Linked DNA regions of Mus musculus: region 2 is linked to region 1. A link is a loop called in an ENCODE intact Hi-C map of the cell type or tissue named here. Cell type or tissue: heart. All regions are shown on one strand. Links, peaks and the distances in the headings refer to the core of each region. The heading gives the core; the rest is flanking DNA. Region 1 overlaps Disc1 (disrupted in schizophrenia 1). Region 2 overlaps Pcnx2 (pecanex homolog 2).

Region 1 (10,717 bases), core at 3,730-8,729:
TTTTCGAGACAGGGTTTCTCTGTGTAGCCCTGGCTGTCCTGGAACTCACTTTGTAGACCAGGCTGGCCTCGAACTCAGAAATCCACCTGCCTCTGCCTCCCAAGTGCTGGGATTAAAGGCGTGCGCTACCTTCTGATTCCCCAGAACCCATGGGAAAGCTGGGGTCCCACAGAATGAATTCCTCACCCCAGCATGAGGGTGTGGTGATCAGAGACAGGAGGATCCTGGGAACTTGCTGGCCACAGTCTAGCCCAGTCATTGAAATCTAGATTCAATGAGAAACTCTGGGTCAAAAATAAGGTGAAGGGTGATTGGGGTAAGTATCCAACATCAACTTCTGTCCTCCACATACATGTATGTGCACACACATGTGCACACATTCAAACACACAGACACTCACACACAATTTGCACTAATTGATTGACCTAGAATCTATGTTAATCCATAACTATCATCTGTCTCCAGGCCAACGCATAAACAAGCAGCAGGTGACTGAACATCGTGTGCTTGGTGCTGGGCAGATAGCCATCTCGATGCGTGGGAGTCTGAATACAGCACCAGGCTCTGCTGAGGGACACGCCCCTGTTCCCTTGCTGTTCCTAGCTGATAAGAGCACAGCTTAATTCCTGATATCTCCCCTATCTCCCGAATGTTCTCTCCACCCACGGAGCAGATTCTCCACAGCTTCTACCTCCTGCACCCACCTGCAGTCCCAGAGGAGAGAGATGAGCTCCAACACTCCCACCCAGAACTTCCGGCTCGCCTGCAGGCTGTGTTCAACAAGGCTTGGCTGCTCTGTCTGCCCTTGAGATCCACAGCTCGCTCTCTCTCTCTCTCTCTCTCTCTCTCTCTCTCTCTCGTTTTTTTTAGCAGTCAGAGCTAGCCCAGGACTCATCTTGCAGCCCAGGCTTGAACCTACAGCAATACTTTTGCCTCAGCCTCCCCATACTAGGAAGACAAGCTCAGGTCACCCTAAACTATAGTAAAAGAGGCATAAGAATTAGCGTCTCTGCCACCACACATGCTCAGTTCAGTGATGTCAGACACACACAAACCATGCGAGCAATCTCGCCATCCAACCACAAGACTCTATCCCCATTAAACACTAATTCTCCGTCCCCTGCCACCCGATCCTCACCCCCATTCCTTACCCCACCCACTCCCCACCGCACCCCAATCTCCTTTCCTACTCTGGGAATCTAAGTAGAATATTACAGTATCTCTCTTCCATGACTGTCTCATGCAGCAAACACAATGCCCTCCACATTCACCCACACTGTGCCCGGTAGTACAGTGCCTTTTGTAAGCCTAGTCACAGACCACAAAGTGCATCCACAACACACTTTGCTTGTCTATCCAGCCATGGCCTCTTGGGCTGTCATCAGTTATAGTGACTAGATGTCTTGTCTAGACAGCACTTTCTTTTCAGGTGTGTATCAACGATGAGCGGGACTGGGTGCTGGGTATGAAGAACTCCATTTTCAAATGTTTGAGGAACTGCAAGACTGTTTTCCATGACAACAAAACATCTCATTCTTCTATTAATTTTTTTTCCACTTTCATGGGAGTGTGGTGTGTCTATGTCCGCAGGCACGTGAGAGCACGTGGGAGCACGTGGGTATGTGTGCACGTGGAGGCCCAAAGTTGATGTTAAGAATCACACTGGATGGATTTTCCACTCTGTCCATTTAGGCTCTTCCCATGAATCCCTGGTGCTGCTGCCTGGTGCTTCACAGACTCCCAGTTCCTGCTCCAGGCTGCAGGCTCAGCAGTCCCAGCCCCCTACCCCCAACCCCGACCCCTGGCTGCTTCTCAGTCCCTGCCCGGGGTCTACTTAGAAAACTTCCAGACCCCTTTCCTGCCTCTGCTCTCTCACCTTGGAGCCTCATTTAGAGTTCTAACCCTGGGCACTTCCTGGCCAGATGTCACCACTGCTGTGAGCCAAGCATGGCCTCCACATATCTGCTGGTCATTACAGATGCAGCCTCACACCCGGGCTAGACTCAAAACCATGTCTCTTCACAGTGGTTTCCCAGAGTCCACCATGGTAGGGATTCCCACAAAGCATTCCTAGCACACCAGCGGCCACAGAGATTCCCAGACACACCAGCGGCCACAGAGATTCCCAGACACACCAGCGGCCACAGAGATTCCCAGACACACCAGCGGCCACAGAGATTCCCAGACACACCAGCGGCCACAGAGAGCAGAACCAAAGATCCTGACTCCCATCTATGCAACTGCAACCCAGTCCTGTGCAAAGGAGTGGCCGCTCTACCGCCTCCGCTTTGAGTCCTTGCACTGCAGTGAAGCAGAGGCCCCCTCACTGCATCTGACTTACATGGGTAAGAGAGGGCCCACTCCCTTTCTGGAAGATTCTATTCCACTCACCTGCAATCGCTGTTTCTCTCGAATAAGCCAGTCCCTCCTGGTGATGGATGCAGGCAGGCTATCCTGGGCGGTAGTCCTCAGCTGTCCTTCAAGTGGGGCTTCTGGATCATCGCTGCCGGCCCTTCAAGTAACAGACATGCATTGGTACAGGTGTGGAGAAACAGATGAGCTCAGGTCGACATGTACTTAGAGACTGCACAAAGCTTGTCTCATCCGGGTGCTCACAGGGATGGAGCCCCTAATGTACATTTCTGTTTCAACTAGGATCTGTTGGGGCTTTTTTTTTTCCTCCATCCAAGTTGCATCTATCAAGCCTGTATTTCCATATGCCCTAGCCCATAGCCACCCTGGCTATGAACACCTGACACATAGTCAGTCCAAACTAAACTATACTGGAAGCATAAAATACAATCTAATTTAGAAACCCCACATGGGGCCAGGGAAAGTGGTCGCCTGGCATGAATGAAGCCCTGGGTTCCCCTCCTCTTTCTCCTTGTTCACCCCCTTCAGCCACATCCCACCCTCCTCCATGGGAAAGTCCTCTGCAGGGCTCTTCCCAGGAAGGCACAGGCAGAACACAGTTCACAGAGGTCAAGGCTACCGTAAGAACTTAGCTTTGCCCTTCTCTGTCTTTGAACTAATCCAACCCTCTGAACCTCACAGCCTCCTCACACTGGACTGCCTGGGGAAGGCACCCTGTCCTTGGGTGGTTGCCAGAGACCTCCAACGTCCTATCACAGGCACCAGTAAAGTGAACGTTGAACCTGTGTGGTGGGCGCAGTCCTACACAGGATAAACATGGATATGAAGACTGCAACACAGTGAGCCTCTTCTGTGTGACATGATCCTAAGACACCCCGTCTTCCAGCAGAAAGAGAGCAGAGGTTTCCTCCGGGCTCCAAGCTGCCACGGGCTCTTCAGACTTGACTGTGAGTGTCAGAGGAAGACAGAGCTCCTCTTGTGCTGATGTCCCCAGTGAGTCAGGACTCAGCAAATACCTGCTGGATGGCTTAATGAACCCACAGCCTTAAAACTGGGAAGTCATCCCATCCCGTCTCCTGCTGTAGTAGCTCATTTCTTCCCTTCAGTTATTTCTCAGCTTGCCTGGCGTATGCTGGTATGAGTGTTCCTCAAATTCCTTGAACTGATGCCATCTGGGTTGAGGTGGGAGCTGTTGTAGGAAGTCAGCGCAGAACTGAAATACCAGCTGCGGAGGGAAGCTACGGGAGCATAGCTGGGGACTGCATGGCACCTAACTCCACCCATCACCTAACCCACAAGAGAAGCCCTGTACTCCAAACAACATTCCTGTCTGTCTCTCGTGCTCCTACCCCTGGGACAGAAGTGATCCACGGAGAGCCAGGGGTGGCCTCAGAACGCATCTCTCAGCTATGAAGCATGGATACATTTCCATCTTCCGTGTCTGGTCCCCAAAGTCTCCCTCTGCTACCCAGCCTTTCCTTTATGTTTCAGGGATGTTAATGCTTGATGCTGGTGGGAACCCGGGGGCCTGAGATCTAAGCTTCCACTCTCAGACTTGGGTCTCCACTAGGACCTGCCCAGTTGTGCAAAAACTTGAATCTTTCTATCTGGTTTCTGTCCCATCAATCGCTGAAGGGATGAGACCTATCTGTAAAATCCGATAGCGAGACTCAGAGAAAAGTACGGCAGAGAAATGAACGGGCAATGTCTTTACATAATCCCTGATAATAACATCTGCCGATTCTCCCTCTCGTGCCCTGTGTGCCCATTCCAATCCAAGGGTCGCTGTGCCCTGCAACACTGCAGTCTGCCTCAGCGTCTGCCAGAAATCAAAGAATTGTATGCTCAAGAGAGAGGAGAGGAAAGGCCGGTGCATGCCACCCACACTTGCTCCTGAGGTCCTGTCCCAGGGGAGCAGACGAGCCACACTGATGCATCTTGGCAGTGCCAGTGTCCTGTCTCAGTGGGTAGAGAGAGCCTTCCTGTGCTTTGTTTCTTATCTTTGTCAGATGCTGCTCCTCTCAGAAGGGTCGCTGATAAGAGATATTCTGCATGCGTATACACTCTCGAACACACACACGCACAAGCACACACAAGTGCACACACATGCACATGCACGCGCACACACATGCACACACAAGTGCAGCTAGGTGACAAGAGTAACCAGTGTGGTGTCCATATTATTGAGGAGCCAGAGAGAAGTCACATGGTATGCAGTGGGGGGGGGGGGGGGGAACAAGGTATCAATGAGATGAGATTACCAGTCAACTGCTTGCTACAGCTGCCAAAAGCTTTTGAGAAGAGGACATTTTCCTTCAACTGAGTGTTGACCTTCTAACCCTGGTGTGTCAAAGAGGTTGAATCAGAAATGAGAGGTGACAAGAACAGGCCTAGAAGTCCTTCCCCCTAAGTCTGTGGGATAGGTGCCTACGCCAGCCGTTGCACATGCAGAGCCCCCACCACCACCATGGGCTGCTGCCCTCAGCCCCTCCTGCCCTCCCCATGGTCAGAGTGAGGGGTGGACATACTTCCTTCCCACTGATTGGATCAAAGAGGAAGCAGTCGGACCTGCTACCACCATCAGAAGTCAGAGAGCCCCGGCACCTCAAGAGTTGGGGGTTGTTTTTCCAGGGTATATAGCTGTCCAGTTTGGGTTCTCCTGATAGCTGGGCCTGAGGCAAGGATCTCAGTAGCTTGTGTTTAGAGAAGCAACCAAAGACACTAGAGAATAGGATAGCAGCGTAACGATCCACAGCAGACAGACGAGGCTAAGAATCTGACCTATTGTTGACATGGCATGGTGACAGGACCATGCGGGGGTAAACGTGGAAATGCCCCCGTGTCTGTGACATCCACTCAGGACATTGTAACAAAGGGGGAAAGTGCATTGCCAGGCTGGAAAACAGCAGTTCTCAAACTTCCTAACGCTGCGACCCTGTAATACAGCTCCTCGCACTGTGGCAAGCCCCGACCAAAACATTACTTTCCTTGCTACTTCATGACTGTAATTCTTCTACTTTATGAACAGTAATGTAAATATCTGATAAGTGACTTCTGTGAAAGGTTCAGCCAACCCAAAGAAGTCATGACAAGTTGATAATCACTGTTGTAAAAGCTAAAAACCACCTTGTGCCACCTTGCACAGAGGAGCGGCATTTACCTCACCCAGAGACCAGTCCCCTTACTGAGCAACAGAGATTTCCACCTGAGAGACAGTGGGAGGACCTGATTCAACTGTCAGAGCTACTCAGTGACCCTCCAACCCTAGTGACCTCAGTGCTGATATAAACAGTTCTCGGGGTGGGTAGTTAAGCTTACTTGAGAATTTGAGCAGTAATTTTAAAACCAAGAGACAATAAAAATAAGTAGATGGTAAAGTCTGAGGTTACTTTCATAACCCGAGAAGCTGAGAGACCTCCTCCTCCCATGGCCAGATTGACAGGGAGGCTCAAAATCTGAGGGTCTCAAGAGACACCCTGGCAGTTTGAATACAGGAACATGCATTGCTTTCATCAGATTCTCAAAGAAACACTTGATCCTAGAAAGATAAAAAGAAACTTGTTTGAGTTACTAATCTGTGTTGAAAGCTGGCCATGTTGACAAAACTATTTTATTTCTGCAGGAAAAGTCCCCAGCATTTAGAACAGCCTTCTTCCGGGGTCTCGGGGCTGAGCCCCGAAGAAGTTTGTGTCCAGGGACCCCTGGTGGTCATCATGAGGACTGCAGGAACTTCTGTCCTGAGGGTCCAGCTGACCCTGGTGAGTACAGGCAAACTTAGGCCACAGAGAAGCTGGCACAAGCAAAGGCTGACTTTAATAATTAGCAGCTATGTAGCCGTGCCCACGTGCTCTGTAAGAATGTGATAATGACGCAGATGTCAAGTCATTTCTAGCTATCATAATAACAGGACAGGTAAGCTTGACAAAAGAAAAACCAAGAATAAAAAATAACTAAAGGGATAAAAACCCAGCCTCTATCCCTGGGTTGTAGCATCAGAAGGAAGCCTGGCTGAAGGGAGGTTCTCCCTCCAGCTCCCCCAACCCTGTGTTCACACATATGTTTGTGAACTGGTACAAACGTGTATACATATGTAACTCCCGCACCAAGTCAGTTGGAGGGGTACACGGTGCAGTCCTCCTCTGGGGACAGTTGTCCTTCACAATGAGGGATATTCAAGGCAGTAGATCAAAGGCTTGGGACAGAGACAGTCACCCAGGATACTCCAGGAAGAGTCCGTGAGATGTGACCGACAGGCAGAGGGTTGGCACGGGGCTGGCTTTACTGTCTTGGAGGATGAGCAACCATTAGTGACTGCAACGGGATTCTCGGGAGATTGGAGAATTGTGCAACATTCTGCTGTGTGGGTAGCTGGTGCTGGTGCTGACTAGTCAGAGGTCAGCGCTGGTAAGGCTGGGGTCATAGAGGCTTTGAAGGTCACACAGAGAGTGAGGTCATCCTGAAAGCCCAGTAGCCACTGCTTCCTGCAGGGTCCTCCTGACTGCTTTGGGGGAAATGGATGATATACCAGAGTGGAGTTAGAGAAGCCAGCAAGGTGAGAGGCTGCTGCAGTGCGAGCAGAGGAAGCCTCCAGTGGCTGGAGGCTGGAAAGGTGACAGAGAATGACAGAAAGATGACAGAGATGACCAGAGCTAGCAACCCATGAGTTAGAGGGTAGGAGGATGGAGTCCTGGGGTGTTCCTGAGGTGCCTGGAGGTAGAAACCATGAGACAGGGAGCCCGGGAGAAGAGGAGGAGGAGGCATGAGGACAGGGATAATAGGTTTAGCAGGGCTCCTTTTTAAAGATGGTGGGTCTGGGAAGATAGCTCGGAGGATAAAGTGCTTACTGCACAAGCATGGGGATCCAACTTCAAACCCCAGAACCCACACAAAAGACAGGCCGGCTAGAGGGCCTTGTAATCCCTGCCCTCAGAAGACGAAGATAGGGTGATCCCCAGGTGATTTGGCTGGCTAGACTAACAAAAACCAGTGAGATCCAGGTTTAGCAAAAGGCCGCACCTCAATAAGGTAGAGAGCAATCAAGGAGGACACTCTGTTAACTTTGGGCCTCTGTATGCACAAACACACACACACACACACACACACACACACACACACACACATGTATATGCATGCACATGGCTAAACACACATACATGCACACACACGTACACATGCATACACACACGTGTACACGTGCATGCACACACGTACATACACACATGTACATACACATACACCATGCACATGCACACGCACATATGGAAATGCATATATATATGCACACATACACAGGCAAAATAAAATTTAGAGCAGTTTCTTTGGCAGGGTTTTCTAGAGGAACAGAACCAAAAGAATGCATGTATTGTAAGAAGGAATTAGATTGGCTTACACGCTAGGCACTGGCTAATCCAACTATGCTGCCTGCATGCTGCAGGGGCAGAGAACACAGTCACGGCTCAGCCCATGAAGCTGGACAACTCAGCAGTATTAAACCAGAGCTGGAAGCCCAGAAGCTCCCTGGAGAGCTGTGGGTATTGCATCCATGTCAAAAGGCCAAAGAAGCTAGAGCCCAAAGTCAGCAGAACTGCCGCCCGGCACATGCACAGAAAGCTGGGGAAGGCACATGATCTTTGTCCTCAGCCTTCTTTCTTCTCCCAATCACTGTCATTCCAAGTGTCAATCAGCTCTGGAAATGCCTCCACAGACCCCTGAATGTGTCTCACCAGTCCAAGACATCTCTTAATGCAGTCGAGTTGACAGGCAAGACCAACCATCACCAATAATAAGTTTACTAAGGCAAGGATGAAACCACAGTACCTCTGTATTGGTAAAAAGATGAATTTAATACATGCACTACTGACCACAGGAAGCCTGGGGTCAGCACTCTACAGAGAGGTCAGTGCTGGGGAGGAGCCCTCAGAGGGCTGGGATTCCTACAAGGTGAACCGGATTCGTGTATCTGAGACACACCAGAAAGAATGCAGGATCCTGCAGAGGTAGGGATGTCAAGGTGAGAATACAAGGAGAGAGAGACGAGATCTCAGATGCAACAAGGATGGACAGTGACACCAGGGACAGAGCCGTGAGTAGAGATCTAAGAACTGAGGAGACTAGAAGCCTGGACATGGTGCTTACAGTAAGAGGAGCAAGAGTTTAACAGAAAGCCACTGCTGACCTGTTGGGGGATGGGTAGCAGCAGAAGTAGGGGCCAATTAGAGTGGAATTGAAAAACCTCTTATGGAGAAAACAAAGCAAGAAGGCTGATAAAGCTAATGCCCATATTAGTGTAACAGCAAAAATCCCTGCACTTGGTAAACTGAGGCAGGAGGATTGTAAATTCAAGGCTAGCTTGGGCTTGTGGCTTTGTCTCACAAAAGAAGGAGAAGGAGGAAGAGGGGAAGGGGAAGGGGAAGGGGAAGGGGAAGGGGAAGGGGAAGGGGAAGGGGAAGGGGAAGGGGAAGAAGAAGAAGAAGAAGAAGAAGAAGAAGAAGAAGAAGAAGAAGAAGAAGAAGAAGAAGAAGAAGAAGAAGAAGAAGAAGAAGAAGAAGAAGAAGAAGAAGAAAGAGGAGACTTACTTAGGAAACACTTAGTAACTACCCTGCAAGTATTTGTGATACAGAAACTTGATACATTGGAAGAGCAGCTGGAGTCTAGGACAAGAAACAAACCAAGAAGAAGAGAAGAGACAGCTAGGAAGGCCTCCAGCTAGGAAGGCCTCCATGTGAGGCAGGAAGGGGGACTGAGAGGATGATTCCCATCAGATAAGATAACAGAAGTGTGGAGATGGGGCTCCTCCCTGTGAGGACAGCGTGTGAGTTTACTCAACACGCATATATCTCTACAGAAGGACACAGTGAGACTGCATGCTCCGTCACTCGCTACCCCTAAAAGAGAAAGTTGGCCTCCTTGTCAAAACCGGTACCAGGGAGACACAAAGATAAAAGATAAAATGTGCAATGCCATGGGCACCTAGCAGGAACGGGCCATGCAATCCTGTGATTGCTGAGGTAAATTGGCAGTGGGAAGCAAGATGCAGTTGCCGTGACTGCATCTGAGCCTACATATGTAGATGCCTACCTAAATCCTGATTGTGCTCACAACAGCAAAAAGTGAAAACACAAAAACAACAACAACAACAACAACAACAAAAGTACCTATTCCCTCTCGGGCTTTATTTGGCCAGGGGATAGGGGACACAGAGCAATGAGTCTCAGAATATTCAGATGTACCCAGCTTTAGACCCATGTCAAACCGTCTGACTCAGCTAATTTGGGGCTCAGACTTCAGAGTTCCTCCAGATGATACCAGATGGTAGCCAGGGCAGAGGACCTCTGTGTTTGTCCTCTGCCCTGTGCTTGTCTAGTCTTTCCCATCACTTTGATGGGCTTCTTTCTCAAGAAGGAGGACTCAACTAGGCCTCCCTCTAAATGGACCTATCTTCTCCAACATCCAAAGAATTCCCCCCAGGAAAAATCACCCCAGGACCTCCCAGCTCTTGACTGCATGGCAGTGGGGAAGAGGAAGCCAAGCACGGACTGTGGTGGCATCCACGGGTACTCACCTTTGGGTGGCTCCATGCAAGGCCACCTGTATCTGTGCTGCCAGGTAACCCAAGAAGCTGCGAAGAGCAGGTTGCTGTGAAGGCAGAGCCCAGGACAGGCGGCCTTTCTCCTGTTCCAGTTCTTCCAACCTCTGTCTCAATGTCTCTGCTGGAAACCCAAAGAGGTAAAAGCAGGAGAAAGACCATGAAATTCAGCACGATAATCCCACATCTCTTCTCAACCCAAGCCCAGCTGCATCTGGACCACTCAAGGCTGAGGGCTATTTCCCACCCCTGTCTGTTTCTCCTCCAGAGCTCCAGAGACCTTTCCATCACCGCCTCCTCCTCCCAGCTGGCAGGGCTGTAGGTTACCAGCCTCTGTGGTCACAACTCTGCCCCACACCCAGAAAGGACAACTGATGTTACTTTTTTAAATCATGATGATCATTTGGGAGAAAATTGTCAAATTTGGGGGATTCTAAAAGAGCAGGTTATTGATTGGTTGGTTGGCTAGCTGGTTTTTCAGAAAGGGTTTCTTTGTAGTCCAGGACAACCTGGGACTCTCTGAGAAGCTAAGAATAACATTAAACCTCAAGTCCTCCTGCCTCCATCCCCCAAGTTATAGAATTATAGGAATGCACCACTATATTCAGTTTATACAGTGCTAGGGATCAAACCCAAGGTTTCAAGCACTCTAGGGACTGAGCTACATCCCTAGCACTTTGGAGAAGTTGATGCTCATAAGACAATTCTTTTTTAACAGCACAAAATGTTAAATTTAAAGAAATAAATAAAAACTGCTTA
Region 2 (10,717 bases), core at 3,385-8,384, 740 kb before region 1:
CCCATCCTTTGTGAACCCTTCCATCCTACAGTATTTTCCTTCCACTCTGAAATCCCCGATGCTCTCGATGCTTCGTTTTCATCCTTTCCTTGGTCCTTTCCAGTTTCTGGGTCTTTATATACACTCACACCAACATAAACACAAATATATACAAATTGGAAAGGAGACGCTAGGACCCTAGCACAGGCTGTGAGGAAGCCTGCGCTGTTTGTCTGTCTGCGTGGCCCCGGTCCATTGTCAAGTTACTGAGTACGCAGGAGGATTCTGACTTCTGTGACCTTTTCTAGCTCATTATCTCGTGTGTCTGCAGACCTGAGAACAGCCTTCCTGTCAGCAGAAGGTCAGAGGCTGGGGGTATAGTTCAGTGGCAGTATTGGGTATCTCCATCATGGAGTTAATTGTGTTTCCTAGGCCCCGGGGGAAGGTGACCCTTGAGACTAGGAAATTGCATTAGAACAGGGGCTGATTTTCATACCTCAGTATCTCAGACCCTCCAGCAGAGCTAATGTAGCCTTGCACATTAGCGCCCTTCCTTTTCCTCCTTACCAGCCTGACACCCAGTCAAGACCACACTCGCTCACCTTCTTTGAGGCAGCCTGGACTCTGGCCTCCAGCTAAACTACATTCCTAGTGAGCCTCTTTTTGTTAGGTTAGATTCCCAGAACCTCTTAACCAAACCTATAATCCAAGAGTTTAAATTAGCAGGAGGGTTGGGAGTTCAAGGCCAGCCTGAGCTACCTGAGAAAATACTAGTTTTAATAGCCCATGCCTGAAATCCTAGCAGAAGGCTGAGGCAGGAGGATTAATAGTTGCAGGACAGCTTGGACACCAAAGGGAGAGGAAAAAAAAAAAAAAAAAAACAAAACTAAGGAAAAGCAGGGGAAAAAAAAAAAACTGTGGATTGAGGATCTAACAGAACAATACCGGTAATTAGGTAAATAGGTTAACCGCGGTGAGGTAACGCGTGGTCACCTAACGCGTGGTCACCGTGGGGATCACCAGGTAAACAAGTAGATTATTTTGTCCTAGTGACTTGCTTTAAATGCCATTCTCCTTTGCTAAATAAAGTTCTGCTTCAAGTGTCAGACAGAACAAAACAAACCCAATCACTCTACAAACAGCCTGACCCTGACGGGGCTGCCTTCAACTTGAAGACAGTAGAAACGAGCCTGTGCTTCACAGATGGGTGATACTGTCTGCTCAACTCTCGTGATTTCGCAGGGGAAGTCAGATCCTGTTACTTAAAGTCTGGAAATCAGAAAGAAGGCTCCTCTCAGCATCCACCCTTGAACCCCGACTGTGTGTCTCATGCCAGGTGAGTGGGCTTTGCCTCCAGGTCTGGGATCCACAGGCTCCCCCTGAGGAGAGTGCGGAGCTTGGGGTAGAGAAAAGGCGTTTATTTGTAGCGGTCAGGATAGAGTTTTGTGTGAAATGAAAATATGACATTATAGAAAACCCAGCAGAATCATTTTTTGTGGCCGTGGCCTTGGCAGAAGATGAACAGGATGACAGGGAGGGGACCTGTATGAGGGAACATGAGCCCAGCGGCTTGAGAACTCAGCTTTCCAGAGGTAGGTGTAGTGTCTGCCCCCAAGGCACACTGGAAATGTGGGTGCTTCTGGTTTGCAGGCTGCGCTACAGGTAGCTGAACTAGGCGTCTTTTCTGTTTCATTGAAACTGTGTTGAACAGCACCTAGTCCCTAGTTGTGTGAGTTCCACTGGTAATGAACCAGCCTGAATTGCTGAACACCCACCCCAAAGTGCACAAGGCTAGCTTAGCTGTTCAGCTCAGCTCGCCAGCTGTGAAGTAGGTCTGAGGTTCCCTGGACTTAGAGACTCTGTATGGCCGGCATCTGAATGAGTGAGCCTCCGTTGCTTGCTGTAAATGTGGAGGTAAATTTGTTATGTGGAGTGTGTTTGAAGAATTACAGGGACTACTGTGGCGTAATTGGCATGTCGTGGGCTACCCACATGGAGACTATAAATGGTGTTTTAAGAACCTGGGGGTGTGACTCCACCGGTAAGACTGAGTTGAAGCCCTCCATTTATCTTCAGTGCTGCATAAACAGAGCATGCTGTGATCCTGTAATCCTATAATCCTAGCCCTTGGGGGGTAGTAGAGGCGAGAGGATCTGAAGTCCAAGGCTACCCTTAGCTGCAGAGAAATGCTGAAGACAGCCTGAGCTACATGAGACCTGGTCTCAAACAAAACAAGATCTAACTCCTGTGGTCTCGGCTTCTGGAGTCCTGAGATATTTTTTTTTCCACAGGTGTGTTGGGATTTTCAGGGAGCCTAAAAGAAAGGACACTATTTTCCTTGTCATGTAGCCACCTCTGAAATGTTCTCTGGTTGATGTTATGACCCTATCACCAATCCTCACCTGGTCGAAAATGTCAGTGCCTGGAGGTCTTTCCTCCCCGCCGCCCCATCCTTCCCACTCTACTCAAACCCAGTCTGTCCTGCAGAGACAGTCTGTGTTTACCTCCTCCCGTCTCATGTGCATGTGCACCAATCAGAGTGGGCTTCCCCAGCCAGAGACAAGCAAGCAGACACTCAAAAGGAAAGGTGTGCATCCACCACTCAACTCGAGTTAGTGCATGCCATGACTGCAGTTTATGAGTGTCATCTAGGACAGCGGCTTTCTCAGACGATGCCTTCAATGGCAGGAGGACACAGACCTGGAACTGCCACATCCTCCTCCCAGAGGCAGGGTGGTATATTCTTCTGCTAAATTCAGAACAAATGGAAGCCTCTTATTTTATCCCATAGTAAAGTCATGAGCTTTGCTTTTGTTTGTTTCCTCTGAATAAATATACTCTACTTTCTTTACACACACACATGCACACACACATGTATTCACACGTGAATGAAGACATACATGTGTACACACATGCACACACAAGCACATATACATATGCATGCATGCATACTCACATGAATGCACATACATGCACACATGTGTGTATACACACATGTAAACACATGAATGCACACATGTGTACACACATGCACACATATGCACACATGCATGCAAACACACTCTTGTACAGCATTCAGGACAGTGCTCTCTGTGGAGGTCACTCCACGGTGTCAGGTTTCTTCTGCCTAGAAAAGAAGGACAAAGTTATGCTTACCTTTCCTGGCAGTCAACCCTTGGCATTTCCTGGCATCTGGCCAGGAGGAAGCCCGTTCTCAGCAGGTGCACTGTACCTGATTGTGAAGTGGGCATCTAAGAGCATGGTGTCCCCCTAGCAGCCTGTGATCCAACACCTTGGCACCTAAGGCAGCTTTGGCGTGTGTACTTCTGTCACTTCTGTCTCTAGCTCTTAAGGCTGTTAAGTTCTGAAGCCTCCCACCCACAGCAAATGCAGATATTGACTTTGAGATTGGAAGGGAGCCTGGTTAGGACTCCATGAGCACACCATAGAAGGTACTGGAAGAAAAACAGCTCTTTCCCTCTAAGGTGGCCTCAGTGGCTGGGAGTACCTCCAACTAGCTTGTAAAACTGCTGGATCCCATTACTGGCTGGAAGGTGACTCTCTCAGCCATTGTGAGGCCTGGTCTTCACGTAACTGTTTTATGTCCCAGATGCTCTGCTCTGAATGGGGACTTGTGAACCATGTAACTTCCGTGTCTCTTTGGGAATTCCTGGAGGAAGCTGAGAGAGGAAGTTCATTTCCCTTCCTGGCTCCCTCAAACACTGTGAGACCAGCCCCCCTCCCCCCCACCACCACCACCGCAGAGGCTCACAGAGCACCCTGAGTCACACGCTAGCTGTTCTTCAAGCAGGCGCCTCTGGGAAGGATATCTGACTGCTCTGCTCTCCCCAGAAACCTGAATCACAGCATCTCCGGGGGCTGCTGGGAAATCCTGCCTGACAGTAAATCCGCTTTGTGTTTAACTGACCAGAACACAGGACTGATTTACTAGTTCAGAGCCCAAAGTGAGCTGATCTGCCTGAAAACTGATCTGGACGCAGGTCATCAGCCCAGGAAATGGAAGAAGTTGCCTGAAAGGCTAACAAATCTTCAGGGTTGAAATGATTCTCACTGCACGTCAGACATCCACTACTCCTTTATAGGCTTTGTAACTAAAATTTCACTCTCCACCCCATGCATGAGTGTATGTGTGTGCACACGTGTGCGCGTGCATGTGTGTGGTGTGTGTGTGTGTGTGTGTACACATGCACACATGTGCATGTGCAGTGCATATATAGGCCAGAAGGGAACTTTAAATCTCACTTGAGACAGAGTTTCTCATTGGCCTGGAGTTCTCCTAGCAGGCCAGGCTGGTGATGAGCCCCAGGAACACACGCCTGTCTCTGTCTCCTGAGTGTTGGGATTACAAGCTCACCTCAACAAACTTCACTGTGTGGGTTCTGGGATCAGAACCCGGGTCCCCAAACTTGCAGGGCAGGCACTTCATCGGCTGAGCCTTTGCTTGGTTTTTGCTTGGTTTTGTTTGGTTTTTGAGACATGCAGCCCAGGATGGTCTTGAACTTTGATTCTCCCTGCCTCTGTTTCCAGTTTCTGGGCTGACTGCCATGCACCACTAAGCTAGAGTGAGAGCTTCTGCTCTTCGTCCCATGAAAATTTGTCTACAAATGTTCTCCTTTGACAGACCCAAACCTTGAAGTTAACACTGCTCCCACATCACCTCTCATGGGCCATCCACCTTGTATTTCCTTTTTTGAGACCTGAGCCTCACCAAGTAGGCTGGGCTTCCCGGCCAGTGTGTGCCACCGATCCACCTCCCTCTGCCTCCTGAGTGCTGACACACCACTCCTGACTTTTGTATGTGGGTTCTGGGCCTCACACTCAGGGTCTTGTGTGTGTGTGGCAAGCGCTGTATCGACTGAGCCGTCTCCTCAGACCGTAGCTGCACCTGGCTTCCGAAGATGGGAAGCAGACAGAGACATTCCAGAAATAATCACCCGTTTTTTTGTTTTTGTTTTTGTTTTTGTTTTTTTGTTTTTGTTTTTTGTTTTTTTTTTGTTTTTTGTTTTTTGTTTTTTTTTTTTTTGTTTTGTTTTTTTTGCTTTATTCCAAGGAAGTGAAGACCTTGAGTTTGGAAAGACAGGGGTGGGGACAGCTGTGGTGAGACTGATGGGTGCTCAGAACAGGGAGATGTGGGGCTCCTCAGTGAACCCCACCAGCTGCCCTTTTGACAGCTCTCTTTGAGGATATTTATCCTCAAGCAAAGAGCGGTGTCACTGTTGGTTTGAAGATAAGTGTTTGCTGCATCAGGGTTAGAGACTTGGAAATTCTTGCCGGCTTTGATCACACAGAGGGGGGTGGGGGTGGGGGGATGGTCCCGGAGCAGGCCTTCCTGTGGTTTCTCCCACACCCTCTCTGAGGTGTGGTTTCTCAGTCTTTGTTGATCTCTCCTCGTCCTGGACTGGTCCTCATCCCGGGGTCTCACTCAGACACGTGGTTAAGAGGTGCTATTTCTCTCCAGGCCCCAGAGTTCCAGGAATAAAATTCCAAGCGGAAGCTGAGGCTTTGTGGCTGCACACACCCCCGGCTGCCACATGAGGGCACTCTCCATCCACTTGATTTCCCTCTGCAGCCTCTCAGAGGCTTCCCTTTATTTGTGCTGTCTTATGAAAGGGGAGTTGATCCCACATCAAAGCCCTCTCCCTGTTAGAAACCTCCCTCCCATCCCCCATCAGGCTGATGTCCTTTAGTGTCCTCTACAGCCAGTGAGCCTGTTACACTAACTTCTGTCCTAAGGCATCCCTCCCCACCCCCTTCCCACCCATCCCACAGTTGAGTCGGGAGCCTTGGGAAGGACAGGCAGAAAAGATAAGGTCTCCAGGGGGGCAGAAAACACTTGTTTTACAATCTGGTGAGGATAAGGAATTTCCGGCGATACTTTCTCTGTCACTGGGAGAAAGCAGCACTGGCCTTGGATTGTTCTTGCAGCTTCCCCAGATGGGTAGGACAACGTTAGGAACACAGGGACTCTAACCACTTTCCGTTTACCCCAGACCCAGCCCTGTCCCACCCAGCCCAGCAGAGATGCCAATTTGGAACAGAGCCTCATACTGTGTAACCCAGATTAGCCTCAGACTTCCAGCTATCCCCCTGCCTTAGTCACCCAAATGCTGGAATTCCAGGTTGGAGCCACCAGGGCCCAGCTCAGCTTCAGCCTCTTTGTTCCCTTCCGGGGCTGGTTCGTTCTTGTCACCCCTACACCACCAACCTCCCCCCTCATGTTTCTCTGAGTGCTCCAGCCTCTGCTTTGACCCTGAGGAGAACTAGTTGACCTGAGACCAACCCAGCCTCAGGCTGATGGAGACCTGGTGGTGTCACTGAGAAGGTCATTCCAGAGAGTGGGCTCTCTCCATCCCTCAGATGTTTCAGAGGAGGTGGGAACGTCCCTTGACATCCCTAATAAACAGTCCTGGAATAAATGTTTATTAATGCAGCAGAGAGCACTGGTCTCATGATCCTTTAATGCTGTAGCCGCCACAGCCTAGAGGAAGAGGATAGGCCCTGGAGGAGCAGCTCCATTTGAGGTACAGTCTTGCTAATCACAGGCTTGTCCCTCCAGGCTGCCCAGGAGCCAGCAGAGGTGACAGTGTGTGCTTGTGATAAGGGCCCAGCCACATCTAGTGAAAATAGTTCCTTGAGAGGGAAGCTGATCTGTTGTTTGAGTCTTTGTTAGATAATGATGAATGAATGCTGGACCTTCTTCACCATTGCAGTCGGAGCCAAGGCATTATCTATGGGAAGGCTGGCAGCCATCTTGCTACCTAACAGGGAGACTCAGGCCAAGTTCCTCATCAAGACGCAACAGCGAGACCAGAACCTCTTACTTACTTGTGCCTGACGTAGAGGCTCCATCAGGACGTTCTGTTCAGTCCGTTCTAGTTCCTACACCCCTAGGAAGGAAACGCCTGTCTCTCTCTCTCTCGGGCATAGAACCAAGGTGGCCAAGCCATGTGCTTTAAGCCGAGGCAGTCAGCAGTACAGCACTGGTTTGGATCCATTCCTGTTTATGACATAGTATTTTGCAATTAGAAGCATGCTTGCTAATGTGCAGGAACCGAGCCCAGAAGTAGTCCCTCCTTAGAGTACCACATCTTGGCAGGAAGCATCAGCAGGTGTGTATCTAGAAGAGCTGTTTCTAGCACCTTCTGTAGCAGTCAGCAGTAGAAGATCCATATACCTCTAGCTCCCCCATGTGTGGTGTGGTCCCCTTTCCTGCCCGTATGTCAGCCTGACCTCTCTCACCTGAAACGTAGCCTAGTTAGTTTCTTGGCTTCCATGCAGTTCTCACACAGCAAACTTCCGAGTCTCTGTCCTATCCAATCAAGGAGCCCCCATTTTGATCTTATCTCACTACAAGGTTCCAGAGCAGCGTCACTCAGTGCTGTCCATGTAAACAGAGTCGAAGTGAAAAGCTGTCCTGATAAATCCGGCGGGCCACTCCATCAGTGGGAGGTGTGGTGAGCTGATCAGCAGGGAGAGCGCTCACAAGGGAGCAGACATTCCGGAGAACATAGTGTGCTAGTGAGCCGTTCTCACGGCTGTGACCAAGAACCTGACAGCAGAGAGTTGACAGGGGGAGGATTGATTCCACCTCGTGGTATCAGAGGGAACCACCGTCCATCATGTTAGGGTAGACAATACAGAAGCGTTCTTCACTTTCTAGTAGGCCAGGAAACAGACTGAATGGCGAGCAGGCCTGGACTATAACCTTCACATTCCACCACCCCCAGGGTCTCACTTCCTCCAGCAAAGGCTCCACCTCCCAAAGGTTTCACAGCCCCTCAAAAACAGCGCCACCAGGTGGAGAGCGAGTGTCCAAACACATGAGTCTTTGAGGGGCCTATTTGAGTTCCAGACTGTAAGAAACGGGTCAGCACACTCTGCTCTGGCAGATGAACTGAGTTTCATCCCCAAACCATGAATGCAGGTTTGGAGTTTGGGGGTTCTGTCATATCTTCTTATCCTGTCTGAGTTTCATTCCCAGATCAGAAACACGGGTTCAGAGTTTTGGGGTTCTGTCACATTCTCTTACCCGGTCTGCACCTGGCATGGTTCTTTGTAAGAAAGGCTTCATTGAATCATCTCTAGTCACAAATTCCGTCATACAAGAATAGAAGATTCGTGTGTGTGTGTTTGTGACAGAGAGACAGAGAGAGGAATGGAGAGAGGGAGAGAGGGAGAGGGAGAGAGGGAAACTAAATGAACACAGAAGTCAGGAGATGAGAAGGGAAGGGTCGTGGGAGTATAGTGAGCAGTAGAGGTTAGAGGTCAGTACACATTGCTGACACACCGCTTCCCTCTATCAACACAATCTGCACTGCAGGCTACCGAAGTCTCAACTCAGAACGAAACACGTTGTCTTGGAAAGTAAGGCATTTTGGCTGGGGAGATGGCTAGCCCATAACCACCAGCCGCACAGTCTGAATCCTGCCCCTAAATTCACATAGAAAAGCTGGGCATAGTGACAGCACTGGGGACGGTAGAGCATGGGGCTGGCCAGCCAGCTAGCCTAGATGGACTGCCAAGTTTCAGGTCAAAAGTGAGGGACCTTGTCTCAAAAAGTATGTCGGAAAGGGGCCGGCAAGATGGCTGACAGAGCTCATCATGCAGTTGGAGGCTTGAGTCCTCTCCCTGCAACTCTCAGAAATACAGAAGGCAAATGTGGGGTTCCTCCACTAATAAAATAATGAAGGTGGGTGTCACCTGAAGACGAACACCCAGGGTTGACCTCTGCTTCCACATGAATGCACACACGTGTGAATAAGTGTGAGAGCATGCACACACACACACACACACACCTCACACACAGGAGACAAGTTGCTTCTGAGTTTGCTGGGTCCCTTGTGAGTTAATCCAGAGGCTCAGTGCTCTCTATGTTCAAGGACCTAGCGGGTCCCTCGGCTCTGTGTTCCTCTGATCTGTATCTCACGGGGGCAAAGTGGCTGCTAGTAACTAAAGGTGCTTTAGTCATTATCATCTAAAAGCCAGAGAAAGTCAGCCCATTGCTTTTATTTTATTTTATAAGAATTAGAAAAGCTTGTTCATAAACTTCCCTGTCCCTAGGTGACTCCTTAGAACTTTGTTTTATATCCAGTCCAAGCCAAGTACTGGCTGGACGAATGGATGATGGGACCAGTCTTTTTACTAGGGCCAAGGATGGATAGAGTCTCTCTCGCATCCCTGACACACCTGGGTTAGCATGCAGTCTTAGCTGTTTGGGTAAAGTGGGGCTATGTTAGTAGGAGTTCCCTTAGAACAACCCCGAGCTAAGCAGACCAATAGGTGTCTCCTAAGCGTGTAAGCAGCTTGCCGAGAAGCCACATGGAGTGTGCCTGAGTTTTTGCTTTCTGAGCTGAAGCAAGGACTGAGGCCTGAAGTGAAGATGGCTCATCCAGTCAGAGCACTTACAGCTCTTGCCAAGGATCCGCGTACAGTTCCTGGCATCCATATCAGACCGTCCACAACTGCCTGTAGCTCCGGGGGATCAGCCATCCTCTTCTGGCCTCACTGGGTACTGCACACACACAGTGCTTGTGCACATAAACAGGCACATGAGTATACACACACACACACACACATATGCATACATACATACATGCATACACGCACATATAAATAATAATTACTTTAAAAGCTAAAAGAGCCAGTACTGCAGTTATTCAAAGAGCTGCATTAAGTCTCGTCAACCCATGTATGATTTAAGACAGACACTTAAGCTGTTTGACAAAGGCCACTTTTCCAAGGACCGTGTCTGGCTACCAGAAGCATCTTCTTGTATGTAAGTGTGCTCTCTTGCTTTAGGGTGTTTGGGGTGATGCCGACAGAGTGCTGGGGTTCGGGATCCAGCAGAATGACGTAATTCCTTTTCCCATTACTGTGATCAAACCCCAGCAAAGGCAACTGGAGGAAGGAAGGGGTTTCCCTGGCTCACAGGTTGAGGGTGAGCTCCATCATGGTAAGGTGGGTGTGGCTGGGAAGCAGAGAGTGTTATGGTCATCCCACCTCTTTATTTATTTAGTCCAAGGCGTTAAGGATCACACACTGTTCCGGGCAGGTCTGCCTGCCTCCATCACCCCAATCTGGAAACTTCCTCTCCGACCTCCCGAGAGGCTTGTCTCTTAGGCAGTTCTGTAACCTGCCAAATTCGCAATTAATGTCATCATTACACGGGTTCTCATTCCTGCTTCTTCTGGTTGGGGCCTGCGAACTTCCAAGTCTACCCGTAGTGGTCGCTGTAGTCACATTAGTGTACAGAAAATCAGAGCTGAGCACCACCTGTGTCTGGGCCGAGGGCTGTAGGCTTTGCACCTGTAACCTGCCTCACACCTCACACGCAGAATGGTAAACTCTTTATTGAGACATAAGGATCAGGACCCAGTCCATCCCTTCCTGTGCCGCACATCCCTGTCTCCTTGGGTTTCTGTGTAATAAATAGATGTGTTCTAATGCAAGCTGGTCAACACAGGGCTATCTTCCCTGTTCTCAGAGGGATTCTTCTCAGCTCCTCCAGCAGCACCGCTACAGGAAGTCCAGATCCATCCTCAGGGGACCCTGCAGTCAGCGCCCTTCAACAGCAGCTGTTACTCATGGTAGCTCGGAGGACGCAGTCAGAAACACCACGGGTATGTGTGTGCCAGTGTTGCTGTTCGTGGTTGTTGTAGAAGCCCTGGATCTTCTCAATAATGTGTGTGCGTGCGTGGATGTGTGTGTATGTGCGTGT

The links. Hi-C counts contacts between places; a loop is a spot of excess contacts. Peaks named below come from ENCODE experiments on the same cell type or tissue, not always from the same donor. Only the 100,000 strongest peaks of a DNase experiment are listed, where the experiment ranks them.
Region 2: a loop joins it to region 1, with 7 times the contacts of the local background. A loop is called at or near these places in 10 of 42 quality-filtered maps.

The regions. Positions count from the first base shown.
Region 1 is chr8:125,123,858-125,134,574 of GRCm38, reverse strand. It overlaps Disc1 (disrupted in schizophrenia 1), which reads right to left. Exons shown (of 13, transcript NM_174854.2): 4 at 9,935-10,082; 5 at 2,392-2,512. Among named protein-coding and RNA genes, the nearest start is that of Disc1, 75 kb to the right of the region's middle. In heart, for the core only: a CTCF peak has its summit at 6,086 (motif pointing left); no DNase peak of the experiment used is centred there; H3K27ac peaks cover 1,363 bases.
Region 2 is chr8:125,865,825-125,876,541 of GRCm38, reverse strand. Pcnx2 (pecanex homolog 2) reads left to right here. Exons shown (of 34, transcript NM_175561.4): 8 at 1,222-1,315; 9 at 10,484-10,619. Among named protein-coding and RNA genes, the nearest start is that of Gm46061, 19 kb to the right of the region's middle. In heart, for the core only: no CTCF peak of the experiment used is centred there; no DNase peak of the experiment used is centred there; H3K4me3 peaks cover 656 bases; H3K27ac peaks cover 3,397 bases.